2 separate regions of the Mus musculus genome follow, and region 2 is linked to region 1. Evidence: chromatin loops called from intact Hi-C (ENCODE). Cell type or tissue: heart. All regions are shown on one strand. Each heading gives the region's core, and the rest is flanking DNA. Links, peaks and the distances in the headings are about the cores only.

Region 1 (5,017 bases), core at 538-4,537:
AGCTATGTCACAGGCCCTGGGAGCAGTGCCCTCGAGTCTTCCTCAGCAGGGTGGGCCCCAACTCCCAGCCTCAATGTACCGATCAACAGCCCAGCACAGAAGCTGCACGAGGGCCTGGCCTCTTTTGCCTTTTGATGAGCACCGCTGGAAGGCTGAGGCATCTGACCTGCACAATGATTTGCTGTGTCCTACCCCTCCTCCTCCCTGCCTCCACCTTGTACACCATCAGGCTGTATCACAGCCTGCTCTCTCTCTCTCTCTCCCTCTCCTGGTGCCTCTCAGACACTACTCGAGCAAAGTTCTGAAATCCAAGCCAGGGAACTTGAGTGGCTGGCAGGCACAGGTCCCAGGTGGCTTAAGGAAAGGAGGCATCAGGCAGCAACCACAAGGATTAAAACAGACCAGATATCTAACAGTGTCTTACCTGTAATCCAAGCAGCGGAGCAAAGAAGTTGGACCCCAAGTCACCGATCACGACATAGAAGGTAATGCAGGATCCCAGCATCAGCCCAATCATGCTGTGAAGAAAGACACCCAGGGCTCTGAAGTCAGATTTAAGAAGGTGCTGCTTTGTGATCAAAGCTGAGCACCTTTGCAGACTCAAGACTCAGGTACCCCGAGTCTGACACCCAGGACCACATCCAGTTCCTGGGCTTTGCTGACATGGAACTGCCATAAACTGGCTGGGCTGGAGGCAACTGTGACCGTGGGTGTCTGGGGGACCTCCACTGCTCTTGGGGTAAATGCTGAACCATACTCAACTAGTCTCTCTTGGGTAAATACCAAATCACACTTAACTAGTCTCTATGTGCTATCCTAGTTCCCTTCCTCAGGAGCTTCCGAAACTCTTTCAGGTACAGAAATATTAGATAAGTTAAAAGAATAATCAACTGCTTCTAAAAACTGTTTTCTTCTGTGTTCACAATCCCTTGATTAAGAAGCCTAAAAGTGTAATTTTCTGACAAATTTTTCCAACTCATTAAAATTTTACTCTCCAAAAAAAAAAAAAAAGTGGCATTTCAATTTAGAGCCTCCCTTCTGTGGCAGAGTTGGGGACACAATTTACATAACAGCGTTAAGATTACCTGTTCTTGGGGTGGGGGGTTTGTGGAAGGGAGACCGGGAATGGGGATAACATTTGAAATGTAAACAAATACAACGATTAATTTAAAAAAAAAAAAAGATTAGCTATACTGAGAGAGCTATTTTTCTGTACTTCCCAAGTCTCTTATTCTCATGTACATCTTAGCAAGACTTAATAAGGCTTTCGACTTGGACAGCAGTCACTGTGAGGTAAAGTCACAGTGAGCTGACTGTGAGGGACTCCTCAGAAGCACATTAGACGCTGTAAGCTCTCCCCGAGTGACTCAGTGTTCACTCCCTGACAGGCTCCAGTAAGAAGGATGGACTCAGCAGGGCTGCACCACTCACCTGGTCTCCACCAGCATCTTCCCGGCCTTGCCGTAGGCGTGGAACGCTAGAGAAAAGGAAACCGCTCAGTCTGACAGCAACGCACACCCACCGAGAGGCCGGGCGCGGTGGCGCACGCCTTTAATCCCAGCACTCGGGAGGCAGAGGCAGGCGGATTTCTGAGTTTGAGGCCAGTCTGGTCTACAGAGTGAGTTCCAGGACAGCCAGGGCTACACAGAGAAACCCTGTCTCGAAAAAAACAAAAAAACAACAAAAAAAAAAAAAGCCACCGAGAAAAGCTGTGTGCTGCAGTTTGACGAGCATCCGTTTGCTTGAGGTCTCATGGATATAAGGAGATACTTTAAACTCTGGTGCCAGACCTTCTTTAGACCTACCATCCCCAAATGAAACAACACAAGGCAGGAGCAAAGCAAGGAGACACAAGAAAGGGACACACAAGCAAGGGACATACGAGCCAGGAGACACAGACACAAGCAAGGGAGATAAAAAGCAAGGAGACACACACACAAAGAGACACAGACACAGCAGGGAGACACAAGCAAGGGTTTCTGTAGTTTCTTATGAATTATGAAGGGGGAAAACGGAAGCCAGGACCCTGTAAGGTACTGGGTTCTGCTGCGAACAAAACTGCTTGGAGCAGTATGAAAATGGCAGAGCCAGCTCCACTTAGGGACAGGGGAAGAGGGAAAACTTAAGAGGGGTCCAGAAGGTTCAAGCCTCGCCCCAGAGCCCTGCTCCACAAGGATGCTGCTGAGGGCTTCATAGATGTCCTCTGATTGTGACTTACAGAAGGAAACTGAATCTTTGCAAGCATGGCACTCTGGGGAAAGGGAGGAACAAGTCCTCTGAGACTTGCCAGTGCCCAGGACAACCAGGGACAGAGCCCTGATGATGGCTGGCATGCATGGCCACAGCAGTGTCCTACCAGGAAAGAGACCTCCGTCTTTCCTTCCTGACCCAGAACTATTTATTGCCAGCAGATGAGAATAAAAGCTGACTTCACTGGTCCTCAGCGGACCTTTCCAGTTATCTGGTCTCCACCGCTTCCCCCATGGTCCAGCCAGATGAGAGAGCAAAGGAAGTAAGCTCTAGTCTTGTGGAGCAGCCACAGGCAGTGCATGTGACAGGATGGCCTCAGCCTTGTCACAGCCCCAGCTTCCTGCCTCTTGTTTCCTCTCCTACTCTGGGCCAGTGGCCCTCTGAGGTTGGACAGCAGGAAACACATACACTGGGTATGAATGAACCAAACAAAATCCTTGTTACTTCTAACTGAGGAAGAGGCACAGTGTTGGCAAAAAAAAAAAAAAAAAAAAAAGCAGACAGCTGGCACCAGCCTCCGCTTGGCCTGAGAACAGTAAGACTTCAGCCTCCAGGGGTCACTCTGGCCTTTCCCAGACTCAGCTGGGAAGGAACCTAACATACATACCCCTTGAGTTCATCTAGCAAGAATTAAAACACACTTCAGAACGTTACTTGAGGAAATCTCAAAACACTAAAACAACTCCAGAGGTGGTGATATCCATAGCTGCTGCTATGTCACCAAAGGATCCGCTCCAAGTCCTGTGCCAGAACACTCAGCATATGACACGGAGGACCAGCTGGCCAGTGGTGGCACACGCCTTTAGGTCCCAGCGCTTGGTAGGCAGAGGCAGGCAGATCTCTAGGTTCAAGGCCAGCCTAGTCTACAAAGTGGTTTCTAGGACAGCCAGCCTGCCCCAGAAGGTGGAACCTCTGGCCCATTCCCTCTCCATTCTCACTCCTTATTCTCTGACAGGAAAGTGGGTCTCCTGCACACAGAATACTCTGCCCTAGAAGATGCTATTGGAAAATGCAAGTCACCAGCTAGTCAAGAGATCAGCAGGAGGTAGCACTCTCTTCTGCCAGATCACTCTGAGCAAAACCCAGGCCAAGACTAGGCTTTGTGCTGACCTATCTGAGACCCGAGAAACAGGGCCACAGGACAACAGGTAGAACTGACTCTATCCTCCGCCTCTCTGTAACACTCAGCAAGGCAAGAAAGGGGTGCTATTCAAGATAGAACAGATAGGGACAGAGATGAGGCAGGGAGGAGGTTGCTGCTCATGACGACCAGGTAGGCACACATGAGGTAGGGAAGGCTTCAGTTGAGCTACTTCTGGAGGAGGTGGAGAGTGGCCCACAGCCCCGACTGCCGAGGAACACAAGGCCAGCAGCACTGGGCAGGTGCACAGTGAACACTGCCCGCTCCAGGAGGCTCCAACAGCATAGAAACGGGGGTCAGGGGACTCCACCTCACAGTCTTGCTTACCAAACCACATGGCAGGTGCACAGATCACACTGCTCAAGGGCATGCAGGAAGAAATACTCAGCTGCCATGCCCTGGTGGGCACTACTCTAGGCCTATGAAGGATGAGAGGCACTCCAACCGTAGGCCATGGGGACACAGAACCATGGTGACATCCACTATTCACTAATGACACCTTGGGTGGATGCCAACAGTCTCTACTGCTATGGAAGGTGCTTCCCTCCTGGAGCACACACTCCTAGGGTAGGAGAGATTCCCAACAGCCACTGATATGTCTGTGTTGTCTTCTCCCTGACTGAGAAACGCCTCCCTCAGATTTCCTGTAGCAAGTCTGTAGGGCATTTCTTTCATTACTGATTGACGTGGGAGGGCCCGGTTCACTGTGGGCACTGCCGCTCCTGGACGTCCTGAGTTGTACAAGCGAACAAGCTGAGCAAAACATGAAGAGTAACCTAGAAAGAACACTCCTCCCTCCCTCCATGGTCTCTGCTTCACTCCCCGCCCTAACTCTCCTCAGGGATGACCCGAGTGTGGCCTGAGTCATAAGATAAAATAACCCTTTCCTCTCCAACTGGACTTGGCCATGGTGTTTTATCATGCATGAGAAACCCTAACGTGCCTTCTGAGATGAAACGAGCTGGGAACAGAAGCAGGAGGTTTATTTAAAAAAAAAAAAAAATCCAAACTCACTACAGCAAAAACAGACAAAGCAACTGGGTGCCCAAATTCATCAACAACCCCTACTGTGCTATGACTCTGCACCCTGCAGACATTCATCCTCCAGAGCTGGGGGAGAGGGCTATGGGACAGGTCACTGTCACAGCTGCTAATACGGTTAAGACTTAAATGTGAGGAAAAAGGTCCCCAGTCCTCCATCAAGTGCAAATGGTAAACAGGCTCCTTGTTCGAGACATGACTCGACCCTGGAAATTCCTGCCTTCTTCCATAGTCTCCAAGTGAGGACAAGGCCATCTGCCCAACTTATCCACAGAGCGCCTATGCTCATGACCCAACCCAGGACTCACTCTCGTGCACCCACAGACACAGGCCATCCGTCAGGGCTGCTGTACCTTGAGGGAAGAAGGGGCTCACTGAGCCTTCCAAGCACTCTGATGGCTGTGGTACAAAATACACACTGAGGCCTAGCCCATCAAGAGAACGAAGGACAAGCGAGAAGAGGCATCTGTCCAGCTTCCTAAGAGGGCTCCATACTACCTGTAGGACCACCATGCCAGGAGGTGGCACAGTAGGCCCTCCCCTCTGCTGCTCTGGCCCCACACAGTCAGTCTCCCCACCTTGCAG
Region 2 (4,508 bases), core at 509-4,508, 110 kb after region 1:
TCTCTCCTTCCTCCTCTACTCCCTGTGGGATAGGCTTGGTTGAGGGGCGAGGAGAGCTCCGCCCCCCTTCCCCTTTAAATGCCTGAGGATTCACCTCTCTCCAGCCTGGTGTCTCAGGGTAGTTGGCCAGCCTGATGTCATCGTTGCCTGGTTAGCCCTACAGGGGACCTAGGGAGGCAGAGCAGGAAGCCTAAGGAAGAGGGGAGTCTGAATGGGTGTGAGCAGGAGGGTGGGAGCTGGCACAGGCAGTGGGTGCAGCCGCCAGACACAGAACCGAGAAGGCCCATGCCAGCAGCCAGTCAGCTGGGCTTCCGGAAGCAACAGGAGCCCAGAGAGCCTGGGAAGGGGCTTGTTTCTCTGGAGCTGCTGCCATCTCAGGGAGCTGTGGCTTTATTATTATTTTTTTGTTATTTTTACAACCCATTTCACAGTTTCCAGAAGAGGAGGACACTGTCTCAGAGGCTAGCTTAACTCAAAACAAATGCTCGCTCCCTGTAACTCTGCTTCTGCCTGTCCCACTGACTCAGGAGAGTGTCAGAATGCCAACACAGCCTGGCCAGAGAGCTGGTGCTCGGGCAGAAGGCTATAGCTAACACCTGGCCATCCAGCCGCCCAGAACTGGGCTCTGGTGTGCCAGGTCCTCGGGGGAGATCCTTGGCTCGGTGTTAGGTTGCCAGACCCTCAAGGTGATGTTCTCCAGGGTCCTTCACATCCAAGCTCCTAGGCACCCTAAGGTTGTCTCATGACATCACGTCTGTGGACTGTCTCGGCCATATGAGCAAGAGGAAAAGGGCTGTCTCTTTTTCCTCCCCTGCTCATGAGTTAGTCGTGTCTAGCCGTGTAGACCACTTTTGCCTCCTGGGCACTGCAGGTTGTTGCTACCCCTACAGGCCACAAAGAAGCCTCGTGGTCACTGAGGTCTTCCGGTTTTCTGGTTTCATTCTCTTGTGTGATTAAACAGGTCTGGCCCAAAACAACCTTACTATTTGGCTTATTCGGCTTACACTCCCAGGCCGTAGTCTGTCTTTGTGGAAAGTCAAGCCAGGAACTTGAGCAGGAATCTCAATGAAGAAGCCATGGATGGATGCTGCTTGCTGGCTCCTGTTTAGCTAGATTTTACACACACACACACACCAGGACCAGGTGCCCAAGGAATGAGGCGGCCAGCCTGGGCGCGCACACACACACACACACACACACACACACACACACACCAGGACCATGTGCCCAAGGAATGAGGCGGCCAGCCTGGGCCCTCCTATATTAATAATCACGGTGGATCTTCACAGATGCACCCACAGCCAACCTGATGTAGGCAGTTCCTCTGTAGCCCCAAGTGACATTAAGGGGTCCATTCTCCCCATGTGCTGGTGCTGATGGTCAGCCCTCCCTCCAAGGAGCATGGCAAACACAGTGACTTGGTCTCTTTCACGGTGGTGGCAGCGGCAGCGGCAGAGCATCTTCTCAGAAAGGGATCTGAGAGCTGTGTGGGGCCTGGGCCTCCGAGCGGCCATTCTCTGCTCTGTCTAGCAGTTTCCCGAGCCCTCCTGCTGCTGGCAGCCCTAGAGCATCCGTGATCCAGGTGTGGCCCATGGCCCCATGCAGGTCGCTGGCCTTGGCGTGGGGACAGAGCAGCCTCCCACGGATGGGGCTGTGCTTTCTGCGCGCATTGCCTGAGGTGTGTCAAGTAGGTCCTCTGGCAAGCTGGCTTCCAGCACGGTTTTCTCAGCCAGCCAGACATTCAAGCCAGGCCTTCATGGTGTCCTGGGCAGAGCTGAGGTGGGCCTGGAGCTGAGACCAGAGCTGCTGTCCAGTAGAGCAGCTGGTGGGGTCTGACATGCACAGAATTGCCTGTCCCAGAGGCCGTTTTCCCCTCACACTTCCCAGACCTTTCCTGGGAAGATTTTCAGGCAGTGGGCTCATCTTGTCCCACAGAGAGGTGACTGGATGATCAATGGCTCCATTCTGCAGACCTATTCAGCTTGGTCCTTGGGGCTGTGGGTTGGGACTGCGATGTGCAGAGTAGAATGTGTTCTGTTCTTTAAGACCTGGGACCAGTGCGGTTGGTGTAAAGATCTGAGAGCCTGACGTGAGAAGCCCACCCCCACCCCCCACTCACTGTCAGGAGCCCTTCTGGGTTTGTCCACTGTACCAGGCTTCCCAGTGTCCTTCCTAGTCTGGTAACCAGCACTCATAGACGGGGGACTTTGCCAAGAGCAAAGAGCCTTCAGCCTACTTCCTGGCCGGACTTGGCCTGAGGCAGTGGCCCTGGCCCAGGGCCCAAGCTGAACTGGGATCCCAGGCAGCCACTGCACCAACCCTGTCTGAGGTTGGCTCCTGGTCAGCAGGCAGAGTTTAGAAGGTGGCTGCCAGGTCTGCCCAGGGCTCTGTTTGCCTGGCACACGGCCATCGCCGCAGTCCTCAGCGGTGTAGGTGACAATAGAAACACAGGTCCCTGCTCCTGGGTTTTTTTTTTTTGGGTTGCTTAGAGACTGGGTAGGCTGAAGAAAACCTCAAGGAGCCAGGAGTTGGTCACTACCTACCATGAGGCTGTCCCCTGGCAAGGCCCGCAGGATCTCTTCTTCCCCCCCACCCCCCGCCAGAACAAGGATGGTGGGGAGAGCCCCACTCCTCCACAGGCAGAGTCAGGACCATATGTGGTCTATGCTGGGCCTGCCTGGGCCACCCCAAACTGCTGCAGGGAATGAAGTCCCTTGGAGCAGTGTCCCAGGAAGTTGGCTATGCCATAAGAGAACTCTGTGCCAAAGTCACCAGTGCCCAGAAGGGGGTCCCTTGAAACACTCATGGCAGTGACCTCTGGGCAGGGGATTTCCGCTGCTTTTTTATTGCTTGGACAGATCCCATGGCATCTGGGTGAGCAGACTGTGTTCCCCTCTTCGCTTTTCATCATGAGAGGGAGGAAAGAGGTGGAAACCCGCACGAGGCGCGGGGGGGGGGTGGTGGTGGTGGTGGTGGTGGTGGTGGTGGTGGTATGTGCTGTGACCTGTGACCCTGCCCCCATCCCTTTAATCTCACAAACTCCACAGGCAGCAGCCCCTGCTTTAAAGGACTTGGTGGAAGGATACAGGGGACCCCCTAAGAGACCCCCCCCCGTGTCAGAATAGAGGCCACTGGAGCAGCCCGTGGAGTAGGGAGCTGACCAGGCTGCTGAATTGTCCCCTCAGGCCTCCAGTCAGAAGGACTCTCTTCTGAGACAGTATTGGAGCCAAGCTTCAGGGTCAGGATCGAGCTCCTAGGTTGGAACATGATGGCTTGAGGTACAGTGGGCTCTGACTTGCCTGCCCAGTTGCTCAGACATCTGGCTAGCTGCCCGGACCCAGTGGCTGGCTCTTGGGGGAGCTGGGGATTTTAGCCAGTGAGTTTTCCTTCTGACCCCCTTCCTTGCCAGGGGACGGGGGTTGCAGAGGGAGCTGTTGCCTCGCCTCAGTTTCCTGGATCCATGGGCACTGCGGCCACCTTGTGCACTGATGTGAGAGAGCACCAGGTTCTCTATTCTCAGGCCTAGATCCTGGAGAAATTGCTTTTGCAGACCCAACTTTTGGACTCCGTTGCTTCCCATGGCGATGCTTCCCTAAAAGGGTGCGGGGGTGGGGTGGGGTGGGATGGGGCGGGAGAAGTAGAAAGGCCTGGGAGACCCGGGGCCAGCTAGGCGGGGCAGCCACACTCAGCCCACAAGCATGGCCCCCCACAGTCCCTGGAGCAAGGCAGGGAGGCCGACACTTCCCTTCCCAGCCTGGAGCCTCCTCCCCTGGTGTGGACACGCCTGTGGTCTGGACTGGGTCCCTTGGCAATCCCTACCATGTGGTCTTGTTCGGGAAGTCCCTGGCTCTTGGGGTACCTTCAGCATGTTCTTCGTGGGCCTGCACAAAGCAGAGGACCCCATTCAGTCCTGCCCGGGTCAGCACTCACATGCCCTTCCTCTGGCCATGTCTAAGGTCTCCTCCACTACTCGCCCCATCCCCTCATCCCCTCAGACCAGGAGCGGAAGAAACCACTTTCCAACCACTAGGCTGGAAGCTAGTGGAACTCAGTAGAGATGCCAGGGTCCCACAGGGGCAGTCCCCTCCCCTACTGACTGCTTCCCTACTGAGTCACCCTGTGTTTGGGAAGTTCCCAGGGCCACGCCAGGCGAGATGAGGCATCACCAATATACCAATTCCCCTGCCCCCTGGGCGGGAAGCTACTACTGTGACTCACCTTGGGCTGGCCAGACTCCACCCTACACTGCTTTGCCCTCCACCCCAAGATGGCCATGCACTAGGCGGCCTGCCCAGGGACGGAAGTGGCAAGGTCCCAAGCAACATGCTGGGGTAAAAGACCAGCATTGCAGCCCAGACCACCCACTGAACAGCCCTGTGTGCAGAGGCTTTCTGTACATGTATGAGCCAGTAGCCATGGCAACCAGGGAGACTTCCTTGGCTTGGCTCTGACGACTGGACTCTGGCAGAGACGGGGCACAGTCCGTGACACCCACCAGTGAAGGATGC

Evidence for each region. Hi-C counts contacts between places; a loop is a spot of excess contacts. Peaks named below come from ENCODE experiments on the same cell type or tissue, not always from the same donor. Only the 100,000 strongest peaks of a DNase experiment are listed, where the experiment ranks them.
Region 2: it touches region 1 in a loop (1.8-fold over the local background); 1 of 42 quality-filtered maps calls a loop at or near these places.

Annotation. Positions count from the first base shown.
Region 1 is chr11:120,140,169-120,145,185 of GRCm38, forward strand. Slc38a10 (solute carrier family 38, member 10) reads right to left here. Exons shown (of 17, transcript NM_024249.5): 3 at 1,432-1,477; 4 at 425-518. Among named protein-coding and RNA genes, the nearest start is that of Gm11769, 7.7 kb to the right of the region's middle. In heart, for the core only: a CTCF peak has its summit at 2,805 (motif pointing right); a DNase peak (open chromatin) is centred at 2,573; H3K27ac peaks cover 2,734 bases.
Region 2 is chr11:120,252,943-120,257,450 of GRCm38, forward strand. The region is part of intron 2 of Bahcc1 (BAH domain and coiled-coil containing 1); the gene reads left to right. Among named protein-coding and RNA genes, the nearest start is that of Gm11772, 17 kb to the left of the region's middle. In heart, for the core only: no CTCF peak of the experiment used is centred there; DNase peaks (open chromatin) are centred at 1,669, 2,349, 3,779, 4,089 and 1 weaker place; H3K27ac peaks cover 2,388 bases.